Regions from separate parts of the Mus musculus genome. Here region 2 is linked to region 1. A link is a contact called in ENCODE Hi-C or POLR2A ChIA-PET data. All regions are on one chromosome and are shown on one strand. Each heading gives the region's core, a stretch centred on a gene start or an enhancer-like site at or near the end of the contact. The rest is flanking DNA. Distances are from core to core; before and after follow the strand shown. Region 1 holds the start of Tjap1 (tight junction associated protein 1). Region 2 holds the start of Abcc10 (ATP-binding cassette, sub-family C (CFTR/MRP), member 10).

Evidence for each region. Hi-C counts contacts between places; a loop is a spot of excess contacts on that map. ChIA-PET counts read pairs that join two places held with the same protein, here RNA polymerase II (POLR2A).
Region 2: a map of left cerebral cortex shows a loop between it and region 1 (6-fold over the local background). The contact joins the promoter of Abcc10 here to the promoter of Tjap1 in region 1. A Hi-C loop is called at or near these places in 1 of 37 maps with a recorded cell type or tissue (left cerebral cortex). POLR2A ChIA-PET finds 5 or more read pairs at or near these places in 3 of 5 experiments (Patski and embryonic stem cell).

Annotation. Positions count from the first base shown.
Region 1 is chr17:46,280,269-46,286,466 of GRCm38, forward strand. It overlaps Tjap1 (tight junction associated protein 1), which reads right to left and starts at 2,758. Exons shown (of 10, transcript NM_001252474.1): 1 at 2,692-2,758; 2 at 2,078-2,171.
Region 2 is chr17:46,325,549-46,331,746 of GRCm38, forward strand. It overlaps Abcc10 (ATP-binding cassette, sub-family C (CFTR/MRP), member 10), which reads right to left and starts at 2,475. Exons shown (of 21, transcript NM_170680.2): 1 at 2,224-2,475. The coding sequence starts at 2,384.

The sequences.
Region 1 (6,198 bases), core at 1,508-4,007:
TAGCGGCTCTGACTGAAGGCCTCCGCCTCGAGTGAACGTTTGGTGGTAGGAATATGCATGCAGCGAACAAGACATGATTAGTGAGAGCATCTCGACAAAGCCAGACCTCCCGATCCACTCATCACACACAAGCAGGCCCCCACATACACTTTAATAAGAAAGCTGATTCCACCGGGCACAGTGCTGCACTCCCGTAGACCCAGCTACTTGAGATGCTGATGTAGAAGGATCACTCGAGCCCCAGAGTCTGAGGTTAGCCCAGGCAATACAGCAAAACTGCCTCAAAGAAGAAAAGAGAAAAACAGACCAAAAAAAAAAACCTCACAAGCTGGCCACAGTCATTTATGTCTATAATCCCAGCAACCTGGAGGAAGACACATCAGGAAATGAACGGCCATTAAGTTCAAGACCAGCCTGAGTTTTACAATGGGTTCGAGGCTAGACTGGGTCAGAGTGAAACTGTCTTCTTAAAAAACAAAAAAGCTAATTGGGGGCTGGAGAGAATGCTCAGCAATTAAGCGTGTTTACTGTTCTGCAGAAGACCTGGGTTCAGTTCCCATAAGGCAGCTCTCAGATGCCCCTTTCTGCAGTCTGAGAGCTCCTGAAAACACATGGTGCACATACATACTCAGGCACACACAAACCCATGAGAAATGGCTTAGCAGTTAAGGGCACTAGCTGGTCTTCTAGAAGTGGGTTCAATTCCCAGCGCCTACATGGCACCTTATCACCATCTGGAACTCCAGATCCAAGGGATAGGATACCTCTTCTGGCCTTCATGGGCACTAGGCACACATCTGGTATACAAATATATCTGCAGCCAAAACACTCACAAACATAAAATAAAAATACTTTAATTACAATATTTAAAATAAACTAAGCTAGGCATTGTGTGTTCATGAGTTTAAGGTCAGCCTGAAGAGTTCTAGGCCAGCCAGAACTACACAGTAAGACCCTGACTCAAAAACAGTAACAAACAAACAAAACAAATCAAAACAAAAAAACCCCACTAACAACAACAAAAACCTCAAATGTCAGAGGCAGGCTCACAACTCTATCTGCCCCGGGGCAGCAACATAGTGAAGACTGTATTAATACTCTCAGCCTTCAGGCCCCTTTCTCTCCAGCAGTAAGTTCACTACATGGAAGACCAGGCTCCCTCTGAGTACAGAGATTGCCTTTTCTTTTTTAAATGAGATCTGCTAAAGCACATAGAAAAGATGAAGAGAATGCTAACCAGAAAAGGGCACGTTCTGTAATTTTTCCTGCCTCTAGCTCACCAATACAGCTGCAAAGTGACATGTTTATGGGGGATTGTCAGGGATAAAGAGTGTTCACAACTTTCCCCAGGTCACACTGACCCCTGCCCATGGAAGCTCATCTGAGTCCTAGCCCGACTTTCCCTCACCTGGGACACAGCTCCCCCAGGCCACAACCAAGGAACACCAATAACATCTTCTTACCAAAAAGGAAAAAAAAATGCCAAAGCAGACATGCACCAGGAGTGAATTCGGGAGCTGCTCATAGAAATGACCTAAACGTCGGTGAACCCCATCAGAAAGTTGATTGTGACTCCCCATCGTCTGCCACCCACCGCAGGTCTACTACTTCCAGGCAGAATGGCACATTTGACAACTTGAGGGGGAAAATGGAAGAAGACATGGTAACACAAACAGGGAGCTGCTTTGTGACAAGAATCCGCCAGAATACTTTCAGCTCACTCTGCATAGAGAGTTCCAGGCCAGGAAGAGCTACCCTGTGAGACCCTATCTCAAAAAACAATAAACAAAACAATTAAGAAAGGAAGACTATTTTTAGTGGACCGTCTACTTGCCCAGAGTTGTTTATACAGCTGAAGGCAAGCAACACTCAACTCTACACCAGCTCCCACAAGGTAGCCAGCAGTCTTACCAAACACCAACTAAAGATCACAGTCAAAACAAAAAACAAAAAAACAAAAAACAAAAACCTCTGTAGAAGAGCAAGCAAACTTCTCGGATTAACTGATTCACCAAATCCATGGATCCTCTCCCAGGGAGATTATCGCTCAAAACCCTGCCTCTGCAAACCATCTTACCCGCTCTGGGGTTGGGCTGGGGCAAGTTGCTACCTCTTCTTTCCAAGCAGGCAATGTGATTTCTTCCAGTCCCTGGGGCCCTTGGGTCTTCAAGCTGAAATGGGGGCAGACGTTGCTATAGGGGCTATGGGTAAGGCTAATCTAAGCCTGGAAGAGGGTCACACGACTGGCTTCGGTCCCCTCCTTGGGAGACCCGCCCTGCACGCTCCACATCTCACTCCTACCCCTTCCCGACTACGAGAGCCATCTCCCCTCCCACCGGCCTGGGGGAGTCAGGCCTCTGCCTCGCGCTCCAGGCTTCCTTACTCTGAGAGAAGTAACTTTTTCAATCCGTGAGCGATTGCTCCTCCAGAAGCCGAACCACACCTATTTCTGGCTACCCCCCACCCCCGCCCCATCTCCTCCCCTAGGGCTGCCACCAAATTCCAGGCTCCCTCCCCTCCGCCCCCATCGGCATTTTTTTTTCTTTCCGCCTCCAACCCTCCTCCATCCTGGCATCCTAGTTCTCCACCTCGGAGCTGTTCCCTCCCTCCATCTCTACTCCATGCTAGAGTTCCGCAAACCCCCTCAACTCTCGCCACCCAGCGCGACTACTCAAAAATCCCACAACAAACTTTCTGCCGGGGCCTCTCCTTCAGGCAGCCATCTTGCCGCGGGGCAGGCCGGGTAGGGGCCTGGACCGCGGGAATCCCCACGCACCGGGCGCCGTGCGTCATCGGAGGGGCGGGCCTGGGGGCGGGGCCTCGGGGTAAAGCGTTAGGACTCCTGGTGATGCTGGGAAAGTGGGAATCTCCTCCTTTGCAGACCTGGTAAGGGAAGAAGGAAGTCGGTGTTGGAAGTAGGACTCAACAGTGAGAAAGGGGAAAAGGCTGGTACTGTGGGAAAAAATAGAGAACAACGCTTAAAAAATACAAGATGCTTCGTATACAAAGAAAAATACCAACACACCCCTCCACGTACCCCGACTCTCATTGCCACTCCCACCCATCAGGCCTCATTGGCTGGCCTTGGAATGTGAACTCACTTTGTACCTTGAACTCACAGAGAGCCTCTGGCTTCTGACTTCAGGGTGCCACACAAGGCAAAGGAAAATGCCAGCTTTTCATCTCAACGGAAGATAACGCACGACCCAGTCTCTACCACCCTTTTCAACCGTGCTTCCCACCTCTCCCAAAAGTCTTCAGGTTCTTAAATTGTCTTGTGTTATCAGAAAATCAAGCCTTGAGATCTGCAATCCAGTTCCTCCACTCAGGAGGTCAATTTTATACTGTTTTTGGAGGGAGGGGAGAGTCAGCCCAGGCTGACTTCAAATTCATTATGTAGCCCAGGCAAGCATCGAGACGCACCTGGTATTACGGGTATTAGACGGTAGGCCCAGTTTTCAGTTGCCATTCTTAAACTGTCAACGCTTCCAAAAAGCCTTCTCTTTGAAGCTCCTTTTACTAGACGGCTCTAACTAGTTACACCGAACTTTATAACAGATATCCTGTACCATAATTATTTATGAGTTTACTTTATGTGTATGTGCCCACGTCTCTGTATGTGCATGCAGGAGCCTGTAGAGGTCAGAAAAGGGTATGGCATCACCGGGAAATGGAGTTATAGGCAGTTGTGAACCACCATGTAGGTGCTGGGAGCTGACCTTGGGTCCTCTGCAAGGGCAGCAGATGCTCTTCACGGCTGAGCACCTCTCCGGTTCCAGAGTTGTTGTTTTACTTGCTGCGTCCCTTTGCCCTAACGTCTCTTCAAGTCAAAGAGCACGTGTGGATGTCCCATAGCAGGTGCACAGCCCACAACAGTGGTTAGGCAGCAGGTTTTCCTGGGGCCTGCTAAGCATGTTGAGGCTTCCGGCTTTCTGTTTCCTGTGGCTGGAATGTTCTCCTTCTAGGGAGTCACCAACAGGTGTGTCCTTGTTCAAATGATCACGTCTGTGGTCATTCAGGATCCCAGTCACACACACACACACACACACACACACACACACCCAACTGCTTCATTTAACGTTTACTCACATGGAGACCATTATTATCTGACATCATATTAAATCTTTCTTTGTTTACTGACCATCTGTCCTACTATCATGAAAACTCCTAATTTTTTTCCTCATTCAGCACAGTGCCCTTAGTGTCTAAATTGTTTGCACCAAAGTAGGTACTCAGTAAAGATTTGTTATTCAATAAATGATCTGGAAGTGAGTGGCTGGAAGATTCTGGAATCTAGCAGTGGGAAAGAAGAGTCATGCCCCACCCCCCGCCCCAAGACACCTCTGGGCCCTGGCGGGGATGGTGGCAAGGCCAAACCCTGCAACAAAGGAGAACCTGAGAGGGGAGTCAGCTGGAAGTCTGCCTCTGTGTCCTCAGGGAGCACGGCCCTTTTGAAAAGACTCCAGGACTAGAAGAAGCCAGGTAAAGGAAACAGGGAGGACTCGTGGCCAACCAGTTTGCTCTGACCTAAAGACATCAATCTACCCCAAGCCCAGGCCCCGCTTGACCAGATGGTTCCGGAGAAGCCTCAGCATCTGTCCCTCCATAAATTATCCAGCTCTCCTTCCTGCCAGTCTTCTCTGGTGACAGCCGGAACAATCGTCCAGGAATTCCATCTGCTACTCCTGCGAGGTCCCCTCTATAGCTCATCAACATTTCATAGCACAGAGGTGTCCCATTTCCCTGGCCCAAGATGGGAGCTGGGTCAGTCCCTGGGTGAGCTGGTTTCTACTACCCTCCCCAGTCAGCACACACAAATAAAACCTCCCAGAGGATCCCAGGTCTCTAGAGGACAGAGTCCCACATCCTTTTCTTTTTTTGTTTGCATTGTTTTATTATTTTAAAAAAATCAACAAAAACAAAACAGGGTCTCTCTACATAGCTCCAACTGTCCAGGAACTCACTATGAACACCAGACTGGCTTCAAACTCAGAAGTACACGGACCTCTGACTCCCCAGTGCCCCAATTGGCGGTAAGCAACACAGTGCCTTGCTGGAATCCCACACTATATTTCCCATCACCCCCTGTGCTCTTCTATCACATATAGTTTCGAAAACAAGATTACACTGATAAAATTGATCACATAGTTTTTTTTGTTTTGTTTTGTTTTTTTTTATGAAACTCGAAATAAGGGGCTGGAGGTGTAGCTCGGGGGTAGCTTTCATAACAATTATAACTTGGTATAATTAAGAACCTGTTTCAATCCTTCCCACCTAAAACAGGACAAACTGGCTCCTGACCATTACACAGCTCCATTCGGTTCCCTTTAAACTGCTCACTCAGCACTTTTAAAATGTGCCGTTTGCTGAGAGAGGATAACACAGGCTCAAAATGAAGATAAATTGACTTAAAAAAAAAGTTTATAAACAAAACCTTTAGCCAGATGATAGTGGTGCACGACTTTTATCCCAGTACTCTAGAGGCAGAAGCAGGTGGATCTGTGTACATTCAAGACCAACCTGGTCTACAAACGATGTTCCAGGACAGGAAGGGCTGTTGTACAGAGAAAACTTATTTGAAAATAAGTAAATAAATAATATCACAAGCTCAGAATTTGAATCCAGGAGGCTGCTGTACCCCCTCTTTGTGACGTTGGTTGGACACAGAGAACACCTGAATTAGCTCAGTTCCCTGCTACAGAGAGGCATTGAAGATTGTTTCAGAGCCAGGTGTGTTCTTGCATCCCTAGAGCTGTACCACGTGGGTGGGGAGAAGGGGCCTGGAAGGATGGAAGTAGAGACAGCACAAGATGATCAAGAGCATTCTAGGCTGCGCAGAGTTAAAGACAAGCCTAAGTTCCATGAGCCCCTGTCTCAAAACCTGAAACCCAACAAAAAAGATCATTTCAAAAGATAATGATCAGTTAATTTCCTAAAGTTTCAGTTGTCCATAGCTCCTTCCTAACTTCCTTCTAATGAAATCTATGGTGCATAAAGTTTTGCTACATACATTGTCTTTTTCCAACCTTAGGATATTGAGTTTGTCGGAAGGTTAAGAAATATAATTTTAGCTGTGTATGAAGGTATTGCAGCAGCAAAAGAAAGCCAAAAGCAAAGCAGGAGAAATGAAGAGAGGCCACAGCTCCTCCAGGAGCCCAAGCCCACACCTGGGTATGGCGCACTTCAAGTGACTTTCTT
Region 2 (6,198 bases), core at 1,225-3,724, 45 kb after region 1:
AATCCCAGCACTTGGGAGGCAGAGGCAGGTGGATCTTTGAGTTTGATTCCAGCCTGGTCTACAGAGTGAGTTCCAGGAATAGTCTGGCTACACAGAGAAATCCTGTCTGGGAAAAAAAAACAAACACAGGGGCTGGAGAGATGGCTCAGTAGTTAAGAGCACTCGCTGCTCAAGGACAGCTGAGTTCAGTTCCTAGCAGCCATGTCAGAAAGCTCACAACTGCCTACAACTCCAGCTCCAGAGGCTCCTCTATCCTCTTCTGAACTCCACAGGCATTTGTGGACACACACACACAATACACTTGAACAATGGAAACAGCCTTTAATCACAGCACTAGTGAGGCAGAAGCAAGTGGTCAGTTTGAACTCTGTGAGTTCAAGGTCAGCCTGGTCTACTTAGCAAGGTCTAGGCCAGCCAGTGCTATATAGTAAGATCCTGGGCGGGGAGGGGGGAACCCTCAAATATCTCAAATATAGGCTGGGTGTGGTGGAGTACACCTGTAACATCAGCAGTTGGGAGCTGGGTCAGGAGGGCCATAAACTCAAGCCAAATTTGGGCTATTTAATACCTCATCTCAACACCCTTCTCCCCTCAAAGAGAATCAAACACAGGGTCAGTCGTGACGGTACAGACTTGTCATCCCAGGACCAGGTAGGGTGGAGATGCAAAAGATTTCCAAGGCTACATAGCAAAGCTTTGTCTTACAAAAAAAAAAAAAATCAAAGAGAAAAAAGTTATAGCAGTGACTATCAGAATGCATTTCCAAGTTCACATAAAAGAAAACTGGGTTGGTAGAGATGTTCTTGCAGAGGATCTGAGGTCAGTTCCGAGCACCCATATGATAGCTCACTGTCCTCTGTAACACTAGTTCCAGGGCACCCAATGCCATCTTTTACCCGACATGCATGTAGCACATATGAATAATTGCTGTCGAACACTCTTATGCATAAAACTCTTCCAGTATTTTTAAAAAGAATGAAATTGGGGCTAGAGAGACAGCCGGGCAGTTAAGAGCACTGGCTGCTCTTACAGAGGACCAAGGGTTCAGTTCCCAGCACTCACATGGCAGCTCATGGCTGTCTGAAACTCCAATTCCAGGGGATCTGATGCCCTCCCCTCTGGCCTCCTCAGGCATTGCACCCAAGTGGTGCACAGTCATACAGTTGGGCAAAATCAATCAACCAACTGATCAAAAAAGCAGAGGGTGAGGCTGGAGCCATATTTCTTTAATCCCAGTACTTAGAAGGCAGGAGCAGGCAGATCTCCTTGAGTTCTAGGCCGGGCATACAGAATGACACCCTATTTCAACAACACAAAACAACTCAACTGAGTCTGTTAAGCTCTTTGCAGTCCTAAAAAATGTTTATCTATAAACTAGACACTTTAGTTCCTTTTGTTCCCTCTCATGTGGCCCAAGCTGAGATCCCTCTGCCTCTAGAAAAGCTTAGACTAGACCACCCCTTTTTTTTTTTTTTTTTTTTTTTGACAGGCGCTCTCTTATTAGCCCTGCCTGGCCTGGAACTCACTTTGTAGACCAGGCTGGCCTTGGACTCACAGGCATCCATCCACCTGCCTCTGTCTCCCAAGAGTTGGGATTAAAGGCTTCACATGCCTGACCTGAGCAGGCTTGCTGTGGGTGTCTGTACTAACCTCTTCTAGGCTTTTGCTTCATTCTGCAAAAGGGACAGAAGGACTTAACTTGGCCATCCAAGAACTAAATATAAAATCAAGGCGAGTGTAGCACCAACACCTCACAACACAAAGCCAAGTTAGTTCTAAGATTTTGATTTCGTTACTCTTCTTCCTACAGCTTCTCTCCAGCAGAGTCTACATGGGCTTTTAGCCTAGGGATAGCAGGGCTTGCTGGATGGAAGTGGCGTGCCACTGGCCCTATACAAGCATCCTTTTTTTTTTTTTTTTTTTTTTTTTTTGCTAAAACGTTTATCTAAGTTTGCCTCCAATTCATGGCAGCTCCACTAGGACATTTAAAACTCTGCAAGAGAGATGCATTGGCAACTTTAAGGATATGACAGGCGCCGCACTCGGTGTTTAAACGCCTTGTGTCATTGAACCCGCTCAAAACTGCGGAGACTCCGAGAAGGTAGGTGGCTTGCTCAACTGAGTGCGAACAGTCAGCTTTTATTCTGCTTCTGCCCTACAGAGACCTCGCAATCCCAGGGACATCTGGGAGCGATGTGAGTTGGTGCCTCGTTGCAGTCTCACCTTGGGGTGCCCAAGTGGCAGGCACTGAGGACGGCGAGGAGCGCGTGGGGAAGGGCGCTGAGCACCAGCTGGGTGAAGCAGTGGCCCGTCGTGTCCCCTTCCCACAGCGGGAGCGGCCGCGCCGCGTCCGTGCCACACAGCTGGGCCAGGAGCCCCTCCATAGACACCTCACCCGGGCGGAAGCCAAGAGTGACAAGGCTCGGGGACTGAGTCCCCCGCTGAATCCCCGCCCCCTAGGCGGGACCGCCCCTTGCTTCCGCTTCGAGCTAGAGCCCGCCCATTCTTGAGGTACTTCCGGGGCTGGAGAGGAAGTCGCTGTCCCCGGGGCAGGCCAGTTTCTAGATCCTGGTACTTACGTTCACCCTCCTGTCTCCCGCACTTGGAAACCTAAGCGCCTTTGAGCTGTTTTAATATCTCAAGTGTTTGTGGGTGAGAAAGGACGCGCTGCCAGGTCAGGGTGCTGCGCCACGATGCTAGGGCCCTCTAGAGGCAGGAAGACCTGTTAACGGGTGCTGTTCGCAGTTTTTGGTTATTTTCGCCCATGGGGGTAAGGATGCTCTAACGCGTGCCAGCCTCTGCGCGTGCGTACAGCTCTGCCTCGGGGAGCTGTCCCGGGAGCGCGATGGTGTTTGCGCACGTTTCTGTCTTTTGGCTTGCGCAGTGACCCACCCAGTCCTGTCCTTGTGCAAATTCATTAAGACCCTGGCACGTGGAGCGCTCGCTCTCGCTTACCTATTGCATACTAGTTGACAAATGCACAGCGTTTAAAGAGCTGGAAATCCAAACATGCCTGCCACGCTGAGGAATGCTTGAGGACAAAAGGCTATTCCTGTATCCTAAGGCTACAAGATCTTGAAAGTATCCAACTTACTTGAGCCTTGGTTTTTTGTTTTTTGTTTTTTTTTTTTTTGGCTTTTTTTTTTTTCGATTGAGATGATAATACCAACCCAAGTATTGTGAAATTTGTATAATTTAAAATGTTTATGTCAAGGCCTTAAAATGTTTATGTCTAAAGCTGTGGCTCAAAGATTAAGAAGAGTGCTTCCTGCTCTTGCACAGGACCTGGATTTGATTTCCAGCACCCGTGTAAGAAGGCTCCAGCTCCAGGGATCCAAGGCCTTCTTGGTCTCTGTAAGCACCTGCACACACATACATATAAACTTTAAAAAAAAAGTGTTCAGGTCACGTGCTTTGCTTAGTCATTCCTAAATATTTCAGAGTGATGGGAAGAACGGAAACTTTTGGTTATCCAGATAGATGTTGGTTCGGACCCTGACCCACCAATTTTAGCAGCGCGATGAGATTAGTTTCATTTTAGCTTTATGTTTGCAAGGTGTATATTGGTACTGACTTCATGAGAGTGTTCAGTGTTGTGGGAATAGTTTGGGTTTTTTTCCCCCCAAAATATTTGCCTTCAGAAACTGAAGACCTTGAAACCAAATTAAAGATTTGAGACATTTAAAATTATGTACCTGTCTTGTTTCCCTACTGTGTATTCAATCTGTTTAAATTTATTTAAAAATATTTCTAGAAGAAAGTCCTTATTCCTTTCACATGCCATGTTTTCTGATATATATATATCCCTTATTAATCATACACACAGTACACAGATAAATGACATATTAGACAACAGAGACAGAAGGTACAGGGAGAGAAATGAATTCAAAATCTTTTTTTTTGTTGTTTTTTGTTTTTCAAGACAGGGTTTCTCTGTGTAGCCCTGGCTGTCCTGGAACTCACTCTGTAGACCAGGCTAGCCTTGAACTCAGAAATTCGCCAGCCTCTGCTTCCCAAGTGCTGGGATTAAAGGCGTGCGCCACCACACCCGGCTGAGAATTCAAATTCTTATTCATGGCTTAAACCCCTCCAAGGGGAAGAACATTTTTCTTTATTGATGAGGCATGGATACACAATATCCACTCACATGAAGATCTCCCTGAAGAGAAGTACTTCCATAGGTAATTGTGAAGATTCCCCTTGGGTCTCAATAAAAAGCTCTACATTTATTTATTTATTTGGTTTTTTGAGACAGGGTTTCTCTGTGTAACCCTGGCTGTCCTGGAACTCACTCTGTAGACCAGGCTGGCCTCAAACTCAGAAATCTGCCTGCCTCTGCCTCCCAAGTGCTGGAATTAAAGGCGTGTGCCACCACACCCGGCCTACATTTATTTTCCTTTTTAAAAACTTAATTTGTTTTTAGCCAGGCCGTGGTGGCTCACACCTTTGATCCTAGCACATGGAACACAGAGACAGGTGGCTCTCTAAATTTGAGGCCAGCCAGGTCTATAGAGTGAGTTCTAGGACAATCAGAGCTACACAGAGAAACCCTGTCTCGAAAAATCAACCAACCAAACAAACAAAAACTCATTTGTTTTTATTTTATGCGTGTGTGTGTGTGTGTGTGTGTGTGTGTGTGTGTGTGTGTGTGTGTTGCTTGCATATATTTTATGTGTGTGTCTGTTCAACACATTGATGCATTACCTGCAGAGGCCAGAAGAGGGAATTGGATCTTCCGGGACTTTACTTACAGATAGTGGTAAGCTGCCATGTGGGTGCTGGGAACTAAACTCAGGTCCTCCCCAAGAGCAAACTGTTCTCAGCCAGTAAGCCATCTCTCTAACCCAAGCCAGGAGTCTCTTCCTCTCCCTCCTCCTCCTCCTCTCCCTCTTCTTCCTCTTCCTCTCCCTCCTCCTCCTCCTCTCCCTCCTCCTCCTCCTCCCCCTCTTCTTCCTCTTCCTCTCCCTCCTCCTCCTCCTCCCCCTCTTCTTCCTCTTCCTCTTCCTCCTCCTCCTCCTCCTCCTCTCCCTCCTCCTCCTCCTCCCCCTCTTCTTCCTCTTCCTCTCCCTCCTCCTCCTCCTCCCCCTCTTCTTCCTCTTCCTCTTCCTCCTCCTCCTCCTCTCCCTCCTCCTCCTCCTCCCCCCTCTTCTTCCTCTTCCTCTTCCTCCTCCTCCTCCTCTCCCTCCTCCTCCTCCTCCCCCCTCTTCTTCCTCTTCCTCTTCCTCCTCTTCTTCATCTGATAATGCTACAGAAATGTTGAAAATTTAGCCAGATGGTTTAGTGGATGAAGTCACCTACTTTCAAGCCTGCGGACCCAAGCTTAATCCCCAGGCCTGCCTTGGGTGAAAGAGAAAAGCAGCTCTGACAGGTTGCTCTCTAACCTCTACACATGCCGAGTCACATGTGCCCCTGCACAGACACACACTCACACATGTGCACACAAACACACAAAATAAATACGTTAAGAAAATAGAGTGGGGCTGGACAGATGGCTCAGCGGTTAAGATCAGTAGTCTGCTCTTCCAGAGGTCCTAGGTTCAATTCCTAGCAACCACATGGTAGCTCACAGGCATCTATAATGAGTTCTGATGCCCTCTTCTGGGATGCAGGAGTACATGCTGATAGAGTCTTCATATATATATAACATAAATAAATCTTTAAAAAGAAAAGGGAGCTGGAGAGGTGGCTCAGCAGTTAAGAGCCCTGACTGCTCTCCCAGAGGTCCTGAGTTCCATTCCAAGCAACCACATGGTGGCTCACAACCATCTTTAGTGGGATCTGATGCCCTCTTCTGGTGTGCCTGAAGACAGCAACAGTGTACTCGTATAAATAAGATAAATAAATCCTTTAAAAAAAGAAAAAGAAAAGGAACCTAAATGAGCCATAACACTAAGACTCCTGAGGAGTCTTCTCCCTTCTCCTGCCTCTCCAGCATTCAGCACTCAAACCCAGCTGGACCAGGATCCTGCTCCCCATCCCTCTCCCCTTCCAGGGTCTGGAGAACACACAACCACAGGAATCTAGGCTGAATGTTTCCCAGTTCTTGGATTCTTGTTCACAGGACTGAGATAAGGGACCACACAGACTTACAGCAGTAGAAAGGTAGCTTTATTCAAGGGAAGCAGTAAGCCATAGAGGAGCGTGTCCCGTGTTCACATTGACTTTGACCATGGGTGAAGGTACACAAGAGACCTGTGA